4 separate regions of the Homo sapiens genome follow, and all the other regions are linked to region 1. Evidence: chromatin contacts called from ENCODE Hi-C or POLR2A ChIA-PET data. All regions are on one chromosome and are shown on one strand. Each heading gives the region's core, a stretch centred on a gene start or an enhancer-like site at or near the end of the contact. The rest is flanking DNA. Distances are from core to core; before and after follow the strand shown.

Region 1 (4,613 bases), core at 171-2,670:
GGAAGGCTAATAGGAATCTCGAAAATGGACAAATTAAATGCTGCATCAAGCTACTTAGGAAGGTACATTTTGTCCTTCAGTCCGTGCAAGGGACTTTACGGTACTTTCTAGTACACAATTTACAACATAGTTACAGTCAGAACTTACTCCTCCCTTTCGATATTATTATTCAACTTGACACATGCAGCACCGTAAACATTTCGATGGGACTTTGCAGGCCTCTGCAGAGGGCATAGAGGAGCGCCTTGCCAGTCAAGTCGGGCAGCCAGGGACCCACGGAGCAAAGACCTAAGCGGGCATGGCTCCGATAAAGAGTGAGGTCCGTTTCCTCCCTGTTGCTTCGCCAGTTACTAAAGATGAGTGAGGCGGAAACACGACGGTGGGGAGCGCGGGGAATGGAAAAGCCAGAAGGTCTCGCAACAACCCGGTGTCACCTGAATGTCTGCAAAACGTGCCGGCAAAGGCAGCCATGCCCCCACCCCGACCCTGGCCCAGCTGCCCGGGACACGCGCCACGCGGCGGTCGTTAACACTCAGGGGACAGACAACAGTCACACTGCACTGACAGCACGCAGACAACACCGGCGAGGTGCACACCCACACATCCAACGACAGGCTCCGCCACTGCGAGGCGGCTGCCAACCTGGAGGGAACAGGGAAAGCCAGCCGGGTCCCAGCCTCCTTCCTCCGAAGCACGTTTACCTAAACGTCGCAGTTTGCGTCCAGGCTGCTCCCGCTCCACCCTAAAGATTATGTCAACGCAGGAACTGTGGGTGCGCGCGGGCGGCCCGGCGGGGAGCCTCCCCTTCTGGGTCCCGTCGGTTTTATTTCGGGAGCGGGAGGGGGAGGAGGGAGGGCTGGAGGAGGGGAGGGGAATCCCAAATTAAAATAACCCTCAGTTATGAGGACGTTCGGTGGCATCGGATATTCACACCAGCAACAGTCACATCACATTCGCCTTCGCCAGATGGCGGCGGGTTCAACTTCCCGGGATCTCGCAAACTCAGGCTGTGCGCCCGAGCGCGCGCCGGAGTGTGGGCACGCGGGCGGGCTGGGGACTGCGGGAGCGGCGCGGCGCGGCGCGAGCCCGGGGCGAGAACGGGGGCGTGGGGTTGGGGGGCGCCGGGCTCACCGGTTCCGGACGAGGAGGTCTCCGTCCCCGGGGAGCGGCACCGGGCAGTCCCGGCTCAGGGTGACGGCCTCGCGGAAGTTGGGGCTCAGCCGGGTCACCACCAGCTTCTGCATGGCTTGGGGAATGGCGGAGCCCTGGAAGTCCAGGAAGTGGCGGGCGTACGACATGTCCACGATGGCCCGGGCCCCGGTGGGCACCAGCCGCAGCATGGCCTGCGCCTCCGCCCGCTCTCTGCGCCGACGCTGGCCGGGGTCGGCCCCCGCCCGGGCCGCTCGGCTCGGCTGTGCTCTGCTCGGCTAGGGCGGGCGGGTCCGCCCCTCCTCCGGCCGGCGCCCTCCCCCTGGCTCCCCCCTTCCCCGCGTCGCCCGCTCCCGCTCCCCCCGCCTCCCCGGCGCCGGCGCAGCCCCCGCGAACCCGGGCGCACCACCCCGGGTGTCCCGGCCTGGGGACCGCTGCCGCCCCGGCCGCTGCTCCTTTAATCTTTTTGTTTTGGTTTGAATCTGCTCGGCGCAGACTGGCCAAGGATCCTCTCCGCCCTCCCCCTTCCTCCTGGCGCGGGAGAGGCACCGGATATCCCCACCCTCCCCGAGCTCTAAAAGCCGGATTTGACTCCTCTCGGGCAAGGGTGGCGGGGGGGACGGCGGGCAAGGGGGGACGGGGGACTCGCGCGTCCCGCGGTCGTCTGCGGCCCCGAGCCGGCGGCAGCCCCGGGCGTCCCCGGAGCTGCGCGGCGGCCGGCGCAGGCGCCTCCCCTTCCCGTGCGAAGCGTTCACTTCCTTGCAAGGTGGTACGAATCAACCCCGAGCGCGGCCCGGGCGGCGGGGCACGACCGGGGACCCCGGGCAGGGCGGGGAGCCCCTGCCGCCGCTGCCGCACGCGCACCCGTACCGACCGCGGGGCGGGGAAATGTCCAGTGCCTCCCGCTCCCCAGGCTGGTGGCTTCCTGTCCCCGGAACCCCTTGCGCGTGCTTTCTGTCCACGGTCTGTCCCATGCAAGTTGCAGGAACTAAGCCATTTTATTTATTTTGGCCTAGATTTCATGTTTTTCCATGAATGTTTTAAGTAGATCTACAAGACTGTTACAGGTTTCCCATTGGGAGAGAACACACATATAGAAAACCAGAAGGCCAAATTCCCAGAGCACAGACACATTTTAAAGTTCTACGTGGGGATGCCGAGGGACTTAACTGAATTGGAGACGTTGCACTGCTGTGTGAGGACCTCATTTTCGAACCCAGCTAGAAAGATCTGTCGTTCCATCGTGTCCGTTTTCTCCCTACTGGCGTGCATGGACCAAATGTCAATTCACTTTTTATAGAGGGGCCAAATTAAATATTTCCACACTTTTCTGTGATGAACTAAGTCCATCTTTACATTTTTATTTAAATTGTAAAATTTAATTTTAAAAATATCTTGCTTTTCAGTTACCCACGAATTACCAAAATATAAAAGCTACTCTGGGCTCCTCCCCAGCCAAATCTAACCCCCCAACCTGAGATTGCAAAAGCGACACAGATATTTTTCCCCCCAAATGTAGGACATGCTTCACCCAAGGGTAGTTTGGATGCACGTGGTTGCGTGTGTATGAATGTGCAAGTGTGTGTATGTGTATGTGTGTGTGTTGGGGGGGAACTAACAGGTTTAAAAATCTGCAGGAACTAATGTCTACTTAACTTAGAGCATATGGGTTTTACCCGGTATCAGCCAGTGGGTTACAATAACAACACTGAATGAATTCCTCCAATGTACAATCTTTTATGTTATGCTGTATTAAGATTTCTTTTTTTTGTCATATTGTTTAGCTCCGAAAAAAAGAAAACAAAGCAATTAAAAAGATTGACAGGTATGGTTTGTGAGAGACCTATTTGTAATTGTCAGGGTGACGTTGGCGAGAGGAGGAGGAGTAAAAACTGAAGCAGGAAAAGCAGCTCGATGTGTCTGTCTATCAGTTGAGACTGTCTGAAAGCTCTGCGATCCGAATGTGTGTTATATTTCACTGAAAAGAGGAGAGAGCGAGAGTGCATCTCCCTCTCTCCCAGGAGTTTGAGGGGGGGGGGGACAGTCCACGCTCATCTCGCCCACCCAGTGAATGTCTGCTCTTCACCCCCTTTGCACACACTCTCCGGGTTGTTGTTGCCTTTTTTTTTTCTTGGAGGGGGGGGTGCTTTTTGTGTATTTTTCAAATTTTTTTCTGTTGGAAGATCAAGACCGGCCAAAAATCCATGATCAAAATGTGTTTGCATTAGATTTCGCATTGGAAGAAGCGGCGATCCTGGCGGCCAAGCCCCCCGGGTGGAAGCGCGGGGCACCAAGTGGCGCTCCGGCGGGGTGACACTGTTTGATCTGTGACTGTTTGGAAGGTGGAGCAGCGCCTGACATCTCCCCCCGGCGCATGTATGTACGGGGGCTTCACTCCTCTGTCTTGTTTGCTTTCTTCCTCTTAGACTAAGTGCGGGGAGGAAAAGGACAGCCTGCATCGGCCTCGCTGGCGCACAATGAGAAAGCTGCGACCCGCGCACTAAAAACACTCGCCGCGACCCCCAAACAGCGAGGAGAGAGGGGGAGAGAAAGTTGCGCTCGGCGACTCTCGGCTCGCGGAAGAAGGCGCAGGGGAGCGCCCGGAGCGGCGCGCCGGGAGGAGCGCCCGCCCAGCAGCAGCGCGGCGGCGGGGAGGCGGCAGCATGGAGCGCGGGCCGCGGGCCGGCCCGCCGAGCGCCCGCTGCTGCGCCCGCGGCCCGCGCCGGGGATGACTCCGGGCTCGGCGCCCAGGCCCCGCGCGCTCCGCCCGCAGCCCGGCGCCGGGAAGCGGGCCGCGCGGCCGCCGCCGCCGCCTCCTGAGCGGCCCCGGGCGCGGCGGTCCATGCGAGCGGCTCCCCGCGGTCCGCGGCGCGCCCGGAGCCCGGAGCCCGCGGGGACGAGGCCAAAGTTGGGCGCGCCGCGGAGTTGCGCCCGCGCCCGGGGCCCCGCGTCCCCGCGCCCCGCGAACTCCGGCGGCGGCTGAGGCGACGGCTGCGGCGGCCGAGCAGCATGCCGAGGAGGAAGCAGCAGGCCCCCCGGCGCTCGGCAGGTAACGGGCGCGCGGCCCGCGCCGCGGGGAGTGGGCGCCGGGAGGAGCAGGAGGAGGGGGCTTCGCGGGCCGAGGTGCGGGACGTGGGCCGCGGGCCGCCCCAAGCTGGGGAGGGGAGGCCCAGCCTGCGCTGGCCACAGTCGTCTGGAGGCTGCGGTCGCCGTCCTCCCCCACACCCCCAACCTGGGCCGGCGCGTGGAGCAGAGAAAGTTCGCGGTGCTTCTCTGCGCTGCGGGAAGCCCGGATGGCCGGGGGAGGCCGGGGGCCGCGGGACGGCGGGTGCTTCTGGCTACCTCAGGAGGGGGCGTGCGCTGAGGGGAAGTAGTTGCTCCTTGGCTGCCGGAGCGCACTGGAAAAGTCCTCCAAAGGCGGGGAGGCTGAACCTGACACTTGAAAACAAGGTCACCAGGCTGGG
Region 2 (4,613 bases), core at 997-3,496, 1.9 Mb after region 1:
ACTCAGTGCCTGGGAGAATGAAGATGATCCTTTGAGGGTCCTAAGTATGGGGAGGGCTGCGCAAAGCCATGACTCAGCACGTGGGAGATGAGCGCTCTGCAGATGCACACCTGCCCTGGGGGGAGCCGCCAGCTGGGGCCTGTGGCAGGAGGCAGGAAGAAGGAACCTTGCACAGGAAGGGCCCAACCAGGGTCTGCAGAAGGGAAACCAGGTCTGCTGTCTCCTGAGGACAGGGCAGAGACTGCGTGTGGCTGCTGGTGTGGAGTCCGTTCCCCAGGAGGTGTCAGACATGGCGGCAAATGCCAATCCCAGGACTTTCCTTCTCTACTCTAATTGTGCAGCCGCTGCTGGGGTTTATCAAGTAACACATGTGATAAGCTTAACTGTGATCCTCCTGAATCTATACGTGGATGTCCTAAACCTCACTGCCTCACAACGTGACTGCATTTGGAAATGGTGCCTTTAAAGAGGCCATGACATTAAGATGAGGTCCCACTGGAGTAGGGTGGCCCTGAGCCAACGTGATGCTGTCCTTCTAAGCAGAGATTAGGACACAGACACACACAGAGAGACGACCACTGGAGGACACAGAGAGAAGATGCTTTCTACAAGCCAAGGAGAGGCTGCAGAGGAGACCAACCCTTGGCACCTTGCTGTCAGATTTCCAGTCTTCTGGACTGTGACAGAAGAAATGTCGGTCTTTTAAGCCACCTAGTCTGCTATTTTGTTATGGCAGCCCCAAGAACTCATACAACATACAATGTAGACAATGTCTGCAAAGTCCCTGGCTCACAGGAGGCACTAATACAGTGTTAGCGCTGGCCTAGATAGAATTTGGGGTGTGTGTGTGTGTGTGTGTGTGTGTGTGTGTGTGTGTTTTGTGGTTTTTTCTTTTTTTTGAGACAGGGTCTTACTCTGTTGCCCAGGCTGGAGTGCAGTGGTGTGATCATGGCTCACCGTAGCCTCGACCTCTCCAGGCTCAGGTGATCTTTCCACCTCAGCTTTCCGAGTAGCTGGGACTGTAGGTGCACAGCACCATGCCCAGCTAATTTTTTGATTTTTTTGTAGAGATAAGGTCTCACTTTGTTGTCCAGGCTGGTCTCGAACTCCTAGGCTCAAGCAATCTGCCTGCTTCAGCCTCCCGCAGTGCTGGGATTCCAGGTGTGGGCCACCGCACCTGGCCTCGTTTGGTGTTTTGAACATGTAGTGAATCATCCCCAGGAGGCTTAGCTATCACCAGAAAACCCCAAAGAGTAAGCCCACAGCTCAGCAGATCCACAGCATTCAGAGAAAGCTGAGGGACAAAAGCCACAAGCAGCCTGGCACATGGGCACGTTCTGAGCGCTTGCTGACCCTCCCAAAGGTAACTGCCCAGCCCCTTTGATTCACACTGCCAAAAAGGAATGAATTCCTCCAGTAGCCAGTGAAGCCAAGTGTCTTACGTCCTAAGGACCAAGGACTGCCAGGCAGGCAAAGACTGCCTAAGACAGGGCATCCCTCTGTGGGTGGGTCTTGCCCCCTGCCCCTCTCCTGGCATTGAGGCACGTCCCTGGGTTCTCCAGGGCAGCTGGCACCCTTTCCTTCTTGGGTTCTGCCAAGTTCTGTAGTAAGATGGAGAACCAAATACAAAATGGGCAGAGTGATAGAAAGCTGGTAAATTAGTGAGGCAGGACCATTTGGAAACCAAATTTCCCTGCAACTTAAAAAACACAGGGAGTCAAAGGCAGAACAGGAGTTTCTTCGTTTCTGAGAAGGAGCGCTGTGCCCTGAACCTGCGCCTGCCTGGAGGAAGTTACACTCCATCCGCATGAGTGAATCATGAGTCAGGAGGGCAGGCTGCCCACTCCTCTGATGGGCGGAGTGCTTCTGCCTGAATCTGATGTCTCCTGTTCTGACCCTCAACTGGCCCAGGAAGGTGGCTCAACCACTTGTTACCAGGGACCTGCACCCCATATGAGTGGACTAACACTGCAACTCCAGAAAAGTGTCTTTTTTTCACCAATCAGAGACATTCCACAGTTAACCCTTTAGTTAGTTTCTCTTCCTCTTACATCCTGCCGTGGCTTATTCGGGATGAGAGAGAAGCAAATTTCAAAGCCCTGAGTCACTGAGGGCAAAACTTGCAAAGGAGACTGGAAGCTCCTGCAGGCAACAGACGAGGCCTCCCCACCACCTCCCCAGCAGCCAACGGCACCTAAAGCCTGCTCAGGAAACTGAGCTTTTATGTGAAAAAGAAGTTAGGAAATAGGTATGATTCATTTACTCTTTCGAACATCTGTAAGCCAGTTATGTGCTGGGGATGCTCCAGGCTTAGAGACGGAGGCATCAGAGAGAGGAAAGTTCCCTCCTTGATATAGGAGGGGAAGAAGTCGGATGATAAACAAATCACCAGGATCTGTATCAGAGCACTCAGCCGCAGGCTCTATGACAGCAGAGGAAAGAATCATCTAGTGTGGGTGGGGAGAGGTGGAGAAGGTGGCAGCAGGGTGGGAAGGAGGGGGCCCTCAGCAGCCTGGGCCGGGCAGTGGGGCAGAGGCAGTGTGTGGGGTAGACCGGGCAGCCCCCACCGCAGCTGCCCTCCCTGCTGACAGATCAGTAACCAGCACCTGAAACTGACAGAAACTTTCCTTGACTCTCTCATAAGGGGGAAAAATGCCTCCCAGAATCACACACAGAAATGTGCAGAGTGGTAGGTGACACGGCTGGAGCTCATGTCACGTTTTCTTTTGTGATTCAAGTTTAATGCTCTACTAAGCTATGCAGCATCACAGAACATGTACATGTACTTGGAAGGGCACAAAATATTTCCCATCAAGTTTAAAGGAAAGAAAAAAAAGCTCTTACTTCTTAAAACTACCTACAGGAACCATAGTTTTAACATTTCCAAGTTTTGAGGTTTTTAAATGATCAGAACTTTAAACATGAGATTTCAGAAAACAAAAGCCTCAGCATGGGCTTTGCTATGGCTCAAAATCTTACTCTGATAGCATTAAACAAATTAAAAACATATGTGGGTGTTTTACAGCGTCAAACAACAGGAAAGAAACTGTACACCACAGAGAGGTTTCTTGAAACTGGAGTTGCAAATCAGTCATTCTAAGACTTAAAATACCAACAGTGTTAACAGCCTAGAGGCCTCTGAGCAGAGCTGTTTTTTCCACTTTCACTTTAGGTGAAACTTAATCCTCCTGGTGCAGATACTGTATCCAAGCCATGTTCTTAATAAATTAGTAACTTAATACATTTATGGTTGTTATTGCTAATTATAATGCTGACATTATCAGTAATACAGTTTAAGTATGGGCTGAACAAAATAATGAGTCACCCTCCCATTCAACATTGACTAGAACCATTTACATATTTATAAAATTAGTCTTTCTAAATCCTTAGGTAAGAAACTAAATACTGTTTATCACTTTAATCAAGATAAAATATACACAGGAACAGTATATAGTCACCTACTCGCCTTCCATGGATGATTTGAAAGCAAATCATGGAAAATTACTCATGTGGCTGACATAGAAATTAAGTACAAATCAGAGAAGGCCCCATTTCTTCCAAGTTTATTATTACTATTAAATAAAAACGCACTACAGACCTCAGCGAAGAGGTCTGGAGACTGAAATTCAATTCCGTTCAATTCCGCGGACATTTCTAAAGCATCTGGGTGTAAGTCGGGGGTTCCCCTGACCCTCACCCCGGCCCATCTTCAGCAGCCGGACATTCTAGTGCACCACCATCTGCCTCGAGTTGGAGACACATAATTTTATGTTGAATTAAAGTACCAACGAAATGGAATAATTTCCCTTGAGGGGAAAACATGTATGTTTAAAAAATAAAAAATGTTGAAAAATCAAAAGTATTTTTGCATCAGAGCAAAGGAATTTCATAATCTCTTCCCTCTCCGAGAACCTCCTGATACTTCTGGGAACAATCACACAGCATGGACCAAGAGCAAGGGCCGCCCCCATACAAATTAGGGTGGGTCCACTGTTCTGTGCACACTGGCAGGCTTACTCCTCACAGTCTGAAACAATTCTCTAGTGTAGAGACAGGGGTAGGCAGAGAGACAGACAGCTAGGACCCCTGGGCATTTGTGGTCCTTGTCAACATCATTGGATCATCTGTCCTGAGCGTCTCAGTGGGAAAAGGGTCCAGAACCCCGATTCAGGGCACTACAGGGGAACCGAAGGCAACGTAGAGAATCCAGATCAGACAGAGGAAGCTGATGCCTTCAAATAAGGCGGACAATGGCAAATGCCGTGCTAGAAATACAAAGAAGATGAATTCTTACTAGCCGGAAGGATTCGAATGACTTTTAATTTGCAGTTTCCCGTTTAACTGTATTTTCCAAATGTTCCCTGACAAGGGTTACGAATGGGCTGTAGAGGAGCCGCCACTGGAAAGTCCAGTGACAGTGAGACTGAAGAAGGGCTGGAGCCAGAGGCTGAGGACCTTGGACTTTAGTCTGCGCTAAGGACTTCCTGGAAGTTCTAGGGGCAGAAGGGTGATGATCCAGTCAATAGAGGAAAATCCTGGCAGCCAAAGTACAAGACACATGGGAGCAGGAGGAACGTGGAACCTTGGCTGTAGAGCCCGGAGAGCTTTGAAAA
Region 3 (4,613 bases), core at 1,576-4,075, 1.6 Mb after region 1:
CCACCTCAGCACCCCAAGTAGCTGGGACTATAGGTGCTCACCACTATGCCCAGCTAATTTTTTGTAGAGATGGGGTTTCACCATTTAATTTAATTTAAAAATTACTGATAATTTTTAAACATCAGTAATCCAAAAGAAAGCAAGAAAGGCGTAAAGAACATAAAACATATGAGTCAAATGGAAAGTGTGAAAAGACATCTTTACATGTAAAAATATCAGTACTTTGCATAAATGTACCAAATGATCTAGCTCTTAAATTTTGCTGTACATCGTCAAATTACCTGCAGATCTTAAAAAACAACAATAACGAAACACCAATGCATGGTTCCCATTCCTGTCAGATTTATGGATGTGAGGTATGAACAGGGCATTGGGACTTTTAAAAGCTTTCCAGATCATTCTAAAGTGCAGCAAATTTGGGAGCCACCACTCTCATTCAAGATAAAGATTATCAAATTGGATTTAAAAAAAAATACTTGGCCAGGTCCGGTGGCTCATGCCTGTAATCTCAGCACTTTGGGAAGCCAGGTAAACTCAGGAGATTGACACTAGCCTGGGCAAAATGGTGAAACCCCATGTCCACAAAAAATTAGCTAGGCATAGTGGTGAGCACCTACAGTCCCAGCTACTTGGGGTGCTGAGGTGGGAGGATCACTTGAGCCGGGGAGGCAGAGAGTGCAGTAGGCAGAGACAGCGTCACCGCATTCCAGCCGGGGCAACAGAGCCTGACCCTGTCTTAAAAACAAACAAACAAACAAACATCATACACACACACTTCTTTTTTTGAGACGGAGTCTCGCTCTGTCGCCCAGGCTGGAGTGCAGTGGCGGGATCTCGGCTCACTGCAAGCTCCGCCTCCCGGGTTCACGCCATTCTCCTGCCTCAGCCTCCCGAGTAGCTGGGAATACAGACGCCCGCCACCACGCCCGGCCAAGTTTTTTTTTTTTTTTTTTTTGTATTTTTAGTAGGGATGGGGTTTCACCGTGTTAGCCAGGATGGTCTCAATCTCCTGACCTCGTAATCCGCCCGCCTCGGCCTCTCAAAGTGCTGGCATTACAGGCGTGAGCCACCGCGCCCGGCCACACACACACTTCTTAAACTCACTTAACTCTAAAGGTACACACAGGAAAGAAAGCTGGTGGTGTTATTTACATATGAGGCAAAGTTGACAATAGCAAGCATTATTAGAAATAAAGAGGAACATTTCACAATTGGAAATATTCAAAAGAGCTGGAATACATTTGTCTTATTTAAGGCATAGAGAGAAGACTCGCATGGCTGTAGACAAAACTGATTGGAGGATGACCAGGTACTAGGCTGTATCTGTAATCTAGGTGAGAGAGCATGGCTCAGGGGTAATATACGTGGGAATGGCTTGGATTTGGTTTATATATTGGAGCTAGATCTTTGATGAGATTGAGTGAAGGCTGCAGTGGGAAAGGGTAAGCAAGAATGACTCCTAGACACCGCTCAGCAATAAAAAGCACTTAAAATATTTATCAATATATAGATGAATTCCAACATAATTATGCTCAATGAACAGCCCCCACTTCCCTAAAGATTACGTGCGATACAATTCCATTTATATAAAACACCAAGAAAAACAGGTTGGGCACAGTGGCTCACATCTGCAATCCCAACACTTTGGGAGGCTGAGGCAGAGGGTCAATTGAAGCTAGGAGTTCCAGAGCAGGCTGGGCAACACAGAGAGACCCCATATGTTTAAAAAAAAACAAAAAGCTAGACATGGCGGTCCTCACCTGCAGTCTCAGCTACTCGGGAGGCTGAAGCAGTTGGATTGCTTAAGGGCAGGAGTTTGAGGCTACAGTGGGTCCCGATCGTGTCACTGCACTCCCGCCTGGGTGACAGAGCAAGCGAGACCCAGTCTGTATAAAAAGATATTTAAAAACTCCAGGAAATTCAAACTATAGTGACAAAAAGCAGATGGGTGGGAGGGGGAGGAGGGAAGGAGGGAGAGAGGAAAGGGTTACAGAGAGACGGGAGGAACATCTTCACTGTTGATTGTGATGATGGTTTCACAGTGTATACATGTGTCAAGATGTATCAAACTGCACACTTTAATTTGCGCCACTGCACTCCAGCCCAGGTGACAGAGTAAGGTCGCTTTCCCCGGGCTCGGCCGGCCTCTCCACCCGGCGCTCGGGTGCTGCGCTGCCTGTTCCTGTTGCCACTTCGTGTAAGTTAGCGCAGGCAACAACACACAAGACCAGCACACGTGAAATGGTCCATTTTAATGCACTGCCCCCAGGGAAAGGAACATTACCGGCTTCTGGCCATGTCGTCTTCCCAGTCCCAGATGGCGGTTCCGGGTTTGGGCTCCGAGGCCCTTCGCAGCACTAGGGCGGCGCGAGTAGGGCCGCCCTCCGAGCCATGCTGCGGTCCGAGGTGACGCGCGCACGCGAGTTCGCGGACACGCACGAGACGCCCGGGCCACGGAGGCGCGGGGCTGGCCCAGGGTCCCCGCCAGGCCGAGCTCTAGGGCTGCCGGCCCGGCCCGGTGACCCCCGCGCTCCCCTCCGTCCGCTAAGGCCCCGCGGCGCCGCGCATGCGCCCCGCCGCCGCCCCCGCCCCCACCGCGCCCGCGCCCGCGCCCAACGCCCCCACCGCGGCCCGCGGGCCATGGAACCTGCCAAGGCCGGCGCGGTTCGAGCGCTCCGGTGCGCGCGTTCAGGCGCCTTTCCCCCGTGAGCCCGGCGGCGCTCGGACCGGGCCGCCCGCCGCCGGGCAGCTCCGCCCGCCTCTAGCGCCGGCTGGGCGCGCCCCCGCCCCGGTGCCCGCGCGTGCGCGCCCCCGCCGCCGCGTGTGAGTGTGAGTGTGAGTGTGAGTGGGTGTGGGTGCGAGCCGGGCCGCCGACGATGCCGCGGGGCCGCCCCCCGAAGCCCAGGGAGAGCAAGGCGCGCGGCGACTCCGGTAAGGCCCGCGGCCGCGCCCTCGCGCCCCGCCGGCGGCCGGTGCGGGGCCCGCGCCCTGCCAGTCCCCGGATGCGGCGCGGGGGGCGCCGGGAGCGGCGGGGCGGGGGCGGGGGCCGCGCAGACCCGGGCCGCCGCCGCCGCCGACTGGCCGGGCGGGCCGCAGCGCGGGCGGAATGATACGGGCGAGTCGCCGCCCGGCCCCTCCGCGCGCTGGGCCTACTTTCCTGGGCCGGGCGGCGGCTGAGGCGGGAGGCGGGAGGCGGGTGAGGGAGCAGGCGGCCGCCTCCTGCGCGCGCCCTGCCCCCGCTGGCCCTGCCGCGGCCCGCGCTGAACTTGAGGGAAAGTGGCCGCCCCGTGTTCCGTCCCGGGGCCGGAGGGCCGCGGGGCGCGCTGGGGAGGCGGCCTGGCCAGAGCCCGGGCCTGCGGATACCGCGCCCCGGGCTCCTCCCGGACGGCGCCCCCGCCCGACCCTGCGCGGCGCCGGCTGCCCCGGGGACGTTGGGCTCGGCCCACAGGGAGGCCGTGGAGCGCGGGGTCGTGCACACAGTAGGCGCCAGCGTTGTCCGGGAAGCGCAGGGTCGTGCACACAGTGTGCTCCAGTGTTATCTGGGGCGCGCTGTGGGGCGTGCATACAGTAGGCGCCATTGTGATCCGGGAACTTGAACCCTGAGCCTCTGCAGACGCTGTGGGTAGTGCATACAGTAGGCGCCATTGTGATCCGGGGGGCTGGAACCCTGGGCATCTGGAGAGCGCTGTGGGTCGTGCAAACAGTAGGCACCATTGTGATCCGGGTAGCTTGAACCTGGAGCTTCTGGAGAGCGCTGTGGGTCGTGCATACAGTAGGCATCAGTGTTATGTGGGGAGCGCTAGATCGTGCACACAGTAGGCGTCAGGAAGTGTTTTCCCCAGTAATTTATTCTCCATGGTACTTTGCTAAAGTCATGAAATAACTCAGATTTTGTTTTCCAAGGAAGGAGAAAGGCCCAGAATTTAAGAGCAGGCAGACACACAACCGGGCACCCCCAGACCCTGGCCCTTCCAGCAGTCAGGAATTGACTTGCCTTCCAAAGCCCCAGCCCGGAGCTTGAGGAACGGACTTTCCTGCGCAGGGGGATCGGGGCGCACTCGCCGGTGCCGCGGTTCCCAGGTCGAGGGCAGTGGGGTAGGGGGCGCCGCGCTTTTTCTCGCGGGCGCCGTGGTTCCCGTGCGGCCTTGGACGCGAGTCTCCCCCTGCAGGCCTGGTCCCTGGTCCTGGTCACCCGTGCAACTGGAGCGGCGCTCCGCGTTTGGAAAGGGTTTTGAAGGGGGTTCTAAGGGGGAGTGGGCGCCTAGGACTCCCTATGGGAGTCGGTGGGTTATACCTTGACTGCCGTTGATTTTTATTTAACTGTTTAGCTTAGTGACTCAAGTGTTCCCCTTTTCTTGGGGATGAGTAAACTGAGGCTCATTAAAGAGCTTGTGACCAAACAACACAGGTGCCCCAGAGAAAGGTCGGGCCTGGAAACTACAAAGGATTGTGTTAATTTTGTGTTTAGGAAGAAAGAGGTAATGGGTAGGAATCAATGTAAACTTATTCATAGGCCACACCAAACCAGGAATTCTTGTCGTGATTGCACTTGGTAGAGTTAACACACGTGCACATTACGGAAACGTTGGTGACCAACAGGCGTTTCAGCGAGC
Region 4 (4,613 bases), core at 1,003-3,502, 1.1 Mb after region 1:
ATGTGATCTACTGCCGTTCATTAGGGACTGAGCTGGGCCCATCGACTCATTTTTCTTAGGGCAGCGAGCTGGTCTGTAGGGAGTCCCAGTGCTGAGAGGCCAATCCGTCCTTTGCTCACTCAGCAACTTTGCTCTTTGATTTTTTTTTTAATGAAAAATTTTAATGCAGAATAGAGGAATCAGGTCTTGGACATAGAAGTGAATGAATCAGATCTTGCAGGAACCAAGCCCTGGAATATATTAATATATAGTGGGTGCAGTAACAACTTTGAAACATTCAAAAATCTGTCTGACAGGGCATGTCTCCTATCTTAAAGTGTCACTGCTAGGCCTTAATTACACACATAAGAATAAGGTAAGGGGGCGTGTCACACTTCGGAATTTTAGAAATTCACATTGTATGAAACACTGCACCTCCAAAAGGCTGTGCAAACCACACTAACGTGTCAGAACTTCCCTCTTTGGCAAACATACAAAAGACTCGTGCAAAGAGTAACGGAAGTTAAATGCAGCGGGCTAAAAGCAACGCTTTTCTGTTCCTAAGCGACCAGAACTGGGCCAAGGAGATTCAGAAAGCATTTAAACATCCCGGTAATGGATCAGTGAAGGAATGAAGAGGCTTGTCCTCCATTCAGCTGCTCCAGCTGCTTCAGCCCATCTTGGCAACTTCTGGTGGCAGGGAAGTAACAGGCATCAGGGCGGAGGGCAGGGTGGAGGGCAGGGCAGAGGGCAAGGCAGGCATCCTGAGAGGCGGACGTGGTGGATGCACCAGTTGGGCCTTTGAACCTCCATCTCCTGTGCCGTCCCCTCAGGAAGTCCTCTTCCTAAGGCTCTCCGTTCTAGGGAGCAAAGTCCTGTCCCAAGGTTTAGAAAGCAAAGTCTTCAAAACTGCTGCCAGTCAGGCAAGAAGAAAACCAAGGGAGTTTCCCAGAGCGCCCAGGAGGGCAGGAGATCAGATGGACGAGCACGCGTCTTGCAGAATGCTTTTCATCCCAGCACCCTGTCCACAGCATCCCCATGGAGGCCCAGGAGAAACAAAGGTGAGGACAAATATCTGCCCTGTAGTACCTGAAATGGCCATTTCACCCAAAGTCAGGGACGCTGCCTGCTGTTGTACAAAGTAAACACACACACGTTCCTGAAAATAGGGCATCAGGTGGTGACTGCGTAGACAGCGCACTCCAGCCTGCTCAAGAGCCCCTCGTCAGCTCACAACTATCTCACAGGCTCTCAGGCTCGGCCATCACCACGCCTGGGAAGAAAAAGCCTCCGTTCCCGACAGTCATCACAATCTGTTTGCAATTACCAAGAAAAGAAAGGAAAGATCCTAAAGATCCATCCTCACGGTGTTAAATGGAGCCTTTGGTTTTATATCTGTGTTGCTGATGAGCCCATATTTTTGGAGAAGCTGTAACAGGAACTATGGGGGACTTAAGTCCCCTTTTGTTTTGTGTTTTTGTTTATCGGGCATTTTCTTTTGTGAAGAAAGGTCAGAGATGGGGGACAGTATTCCCTTATTTGTTAGGAAGGCACTGAGCAGAAAGAAGTTTTGTAAGAGGTTATTTCAAAAACATTATTTAAAGAGAAAACAAGACTGCCATCCAATGCCAGAGATGGACGTCTGAGATGCTTACCAGCCTCCAGCTTCCATTTGGCATTATTTCTTACATTTTTCTACAAACTTTTTTTCTCCATGTGCAAAACAGGCCAAGTTTGGTTGTTTTGGGGCAGTGCTAGGATTGGACTCTGCACAAGTACTGCAGTCAAAGATGAGAAAATGCAAGAGATCCATCTCACTTGGCATGCTTATATGTTCTTTTAAGCAAAAAAAAAAAAAAAAAAAAAAAAAAAAAAAATTCCTGTTTACCAAATGGAGTGTCAGGAACATTGTGTAAAAGAACACTTATCTGTGAAACTTTGATCTTTCTCTGAAGCACCATTAGCAGAGACTCACAGGATGATTGCTTGGGAGCAGGGGCAGGCAGAGGGGAGGGTGGAGGCAAGGAGTTTTCCAAGGGGGAAATAATGCTTATTGTGCTACCTATGGTCATGTTTAGAACAGAAATCCTGTGAAATCCCAGGAAGCAAGCTGAAGCTGGGCCACTGGCTGGGCAATGCCACCGCCCAGGCCCCCCGCACCCACAGAAACATGGGCCAGGGCCCAGCTTCAGTCAGCCCCTCGCTAAGGCCGTCTCCAGGAAGCACAGTCCAGCAGCTCTCAGGCAGGGCGGAGGGGCAGCCCAGGCTCCAGCCTCCTCCCCGAGAAGCCGGAGAGCACCGCATGATTTGTTACTGAGATCAGGAAATCAGAGGCTTATGAAATTTCCAGTTACTTTCTGTTTCATCTACGTCTGGCAAAAACAAGCAGAAGAAGAAAGAAAAGAAAAAGGAGGGACAGAGAAAAGGAGGAAGGAAGGGAGGGAGAGAGGGAGGGAGGATGCAAAGAAGGAAGAAAGGAAAGAAGGAAGGAAGGAGAAGGAAGGGAGGGAGGAAGGAAGGAAAGGAAGGAAGGAGAAGAAGGGGAGGGAGGAAGGAAGAGGAAGGAGAAGGAAGGGAGGGAGGAAGGAAAGGAAGGAAGGAAGAGGAAGGAGAAGGAAGGGAGGGAGGAAGAAAGGAAAGGAAGGAAGGAGAAGGGAAGGGAAGGGGGAGGGAGGAAACACTCTCATATGATTGGTATTTCCATATCCAGCTTAATTCTTTTTAAGGAAGGGAGGGAGGAAGGGAAGGGAAGGGAACACGCTCATATGATTAGGATTTTCGTGTCCAGCTTAATTCTTTAATTTTTACCTGTAAAGGAACAAACAAAACCTGTATGTAGAAAAGAAATCTTAGTTTTTACTATATATGTTCAAACTGGAAATGTTCAAGGAAGAGCAAGGAAGAATTAGGGAACTGACAAAAGGACTTCACGGGAAAGCCTGGGGCAGGTGCCAACGATGGCGCAGCTCAGGGCAGAGAACAGCGGAGCGTCCCCGGTCAATTTTTGCTCATGTGGCAGCACAAGTGGCACTCACTGGAGGAGTAGTGTTGCCCCTGCATGTGTCTTTGGAGGATCCAGAATTCACATGAGTCTGAGTTCTTCAAATGTTGCTGATGGCATTGCGTGGTAAGAGAAGCCTAATGATTGTAGAAATGCTTCCATTGCACAAAGGCTTCCATTAGGCCCTGGCTCATCAGCCTACCTCACTGAGCACCCACACTTCTCTTCAAACCTCCTGGACAGGAGCCGAGTTTCCGAATGAATTCTGTGTCCCTTTTGGAAGTGTTTCCCATGCACCTTCTATAGGTCAAAGAGGGTTAGCCACCAAGAGCTGTAGAAGCCTAGGGCATAGTCTCTGTCCATAAACAAAACAAAAGAATGTTCTTGATAGAGGCCAAAGAGCCCTCAAGAACCATTAGTGGAAGCAATAATTCTATATAATAAATTACCAAAAACGTGACACATGCAATTAAAAACGGAAGCCAATGGATGCCAGTAGGAAGTACTGGCCAGGATGGTGAAGTCAATGAGAGCAACTGTGAGGGGCAAAGGCATCAGAGAGGTCTTCAGAGGGCAAGTGACTTGGATGATCAAACATTACAGATCTGATGTGGGGCCAGGGCCCTGGGTGCTCAGTGAACACTGTCTGTCACACTCCCAACAAAAGGTGTGGAGTGCCACAAGTCAAGGAAACCAAAGGGCCCATGAAAAAGTAAATGTAAAGCCGGGCACAGTGGCTCCCGCCTGTAAACCCAACACTTTGCAAGGCCAAGGTAGGCGGATCACTTGTGGCCAAGGTAGGAGGATCACTTGTGGTCAAGCCTGGCCAACATGGTGAAACCGTCTCTACTAAAAATACAAAACTTAACCGGGCATGGTGGCACACACCTGTAATCCCAGCTACTCAGGAGGCTGAGGCACAAGAATCACTTGAACCCAGGAGGCAAAGGTTGCAGTGAGCTGAGATCGCACCATTGCACTCCAGCCTAAGCAACAGAATCAGACCCTGGCTCCCTGGCTCAAAAAAAAAAAAGAAGAAGTAAATATAGAAAGCTACCTGGGCAGTGAAGTGGCTTGACACCCCTTACCTATTAGGGGATACTGGGGATGCAGATAAATTTCTCTGAGTTTCTGTTGCTTTGACTGCAAAATGGGAATTCCAGCATCTTCCCCCTGACCGCAAAGGATGCTATTAAAGGTACAAAATAAACAGAAAGCAACGAGGATTTATCATTTTAGTTGGAATCTCGTTTCAGCGCTACTAAAAGTAAGGTTCTTTCATGTACCTGAGTTAATCCAAAGAACCCAGCATGGTTAGTATTTTCAGCAGAAGCCACAGAGAAGTAAATACGTTGCCTCAAATCTCCCAGCTGTAATGAATCAAGGACTAAAATTTTGTCTTCTATATTCTTTTTACAACATTATTTTATAAAAGATTCTAAGTTAGACTTTCACAAGAGTTTAAACAATTCAATGTTCTAAGTTGTTGCTTTCTATTACAATTTAGTAAGAATCAACTCAAAAGCAATGTGTATGCCATGTAGCTAATACACTTCCCTCCGTTTCATCTTTGCTGCAAGACAGAGGGTGGCAATGCTAGGCTTGTATGACAAATGATGAAAGTAAGGTTTAG

Evidence for each region. Hi-C counts contacts between places; a loop is a spot of excess contacts on that map. ChIA-PET counts read pairs that join two places held with the same protein, here RNA polymerase II (POLR2A). Pooled maps may share reads with other maps.
Region 2: a loop to region 1 is called in a pooled map, with 7 times the contacts of the local background. The contact joins the enhancer-like site here to the promoter of PTGR3 in region 1. A Hi-C loop is called at or near these places in 8 of 50 pooled maps. POLR2A ChIA-PET finds 5 or more read pairs at or near these places in 2 of 52 experiments (CD8-positive, alpha-beta memory T cell and activated T-cell).
Region 3: a loop to region 1 is called in a map of CD8-positive, alpha-beta T cell, with 14 times the contacts of the local background. The contact joins the promoter of ZNF236 here to the promoter of PTGR3 in region 1. A Hi-C loop is called at or near these places in 8 of 168 maps with a recorded cell type or tissue (CD4-positive, alpha-beta T cell, CD4-positive, alpha-beta memory T cell, CD8-positive, alpha-beta T cell and 4 more), 13 of 37 single-sample maps with no recorded cell type and 21 of 50 pooled maps. POLR2A ChIA-PET finds 5 or more read pairs at or near these places in 2 of 52 experiments (B cell and GM12878).
Region 4: a map of ovary shows a loop between it and region 1 (2.9-fold over the local background). The contact joins the enhancer-like site here to the promoter of PTGR3 in region 1. A Hi-C loop is called at or near these places in 8 of 168 maps with a recorded cell type or tissue (IMR-90, MCF 10A, chondrocyte and 5 more) and 11 of 50 pooled maps. POLR2A ChIA-PET finds 5 or more read pairs at or near these places in 2 of 52 experiments (MCF 10A and common myeloid progenitor, CD34-positive).

What each region holds. Positions count from the first base shown.
Region 1 is chr18:75,207,719-75,212,331 of GRCh38, forward strand. It overlaps PTGR3 (prostaglandin reductase 3), which reads right to left and starts at 1,421. Exons shown (of 2, transcript NM_175907.6): 1 at 1,132-1,421. The coding sequence starts at 1,340. It overlaps TSHZ1 (teashirt zinc finger homeobox 1), which reads left to right and starts at 3,079. Exons shown (of 2, transcript NM_001308210.2): 1 at 3,079-4,198. The coding sequence starts at 4,159. RefSeq lists silencers at 895-1,070, 1,096-2,135, 4,073-4,392 and enhancers at 926-1,856, 2,896-3,190.
Region 2 is chr18:77,099,670-77,104,282 of GRCh38, forward strand. The region is part of intron 2 of MBP (myelin basic protein); the gene reads right to left. Among named protein-coding and RNA genes, the nearest start is that of MBP, 31 kb to the right of the region's middle. RefSeq lists enhancers at 1-207, 10-768, 1,872-2,001, 2,092-2,161 and a silencer at 2,452-2,571. Within about 2 kb of position 2,247, at least 38 of the 41 ENCODE cell types and tissues checked have a DNase peak (open chromatin) inside an H3K27ac peak, as active enhancers do.
Region 3 is chr18:76,819,732-76,824,344 of GRCh38, forward strand. It overlaps ZNF236 (zinc finger protein 236), which reads left to right and starts at 2,826. Exons shown (of 31, transcript NM_001306089.2): 1 at 2,826-2,931. The coding sequence starts at 2,877. It overlaps ZNF236-DT (ZNF236 divergent transcript), which reads right to left and starts at 2,564. Exons shown (of 3, transcript NR_040024.1): 1 at 2,285-2,564. RefSeq lists silencers at 631-710, 2,408-2,597, 2,718-3,457 and enhancers at 2,108-2,187, 2,228-2,337.
Region 4 is chr18:76,263,844-76,268,456 of GRCh38, forward strand. No RefSeq gene overlaps it. Among named protein-coding and RNA genes, the nearest start is that of LINC01893, 57 kb to the left of the region's middle. RefSeq lists an enhancer at 2,167-2,666. Within about 2 kb of position 2,253, at least 14 of the 41 ENCODE cell types and tissues checked have a DNase peak (open chromatin) inside an H3K27ac peak, as active enhancers do; they include ovary and sigmoid colon, where a contact is called at or near this core.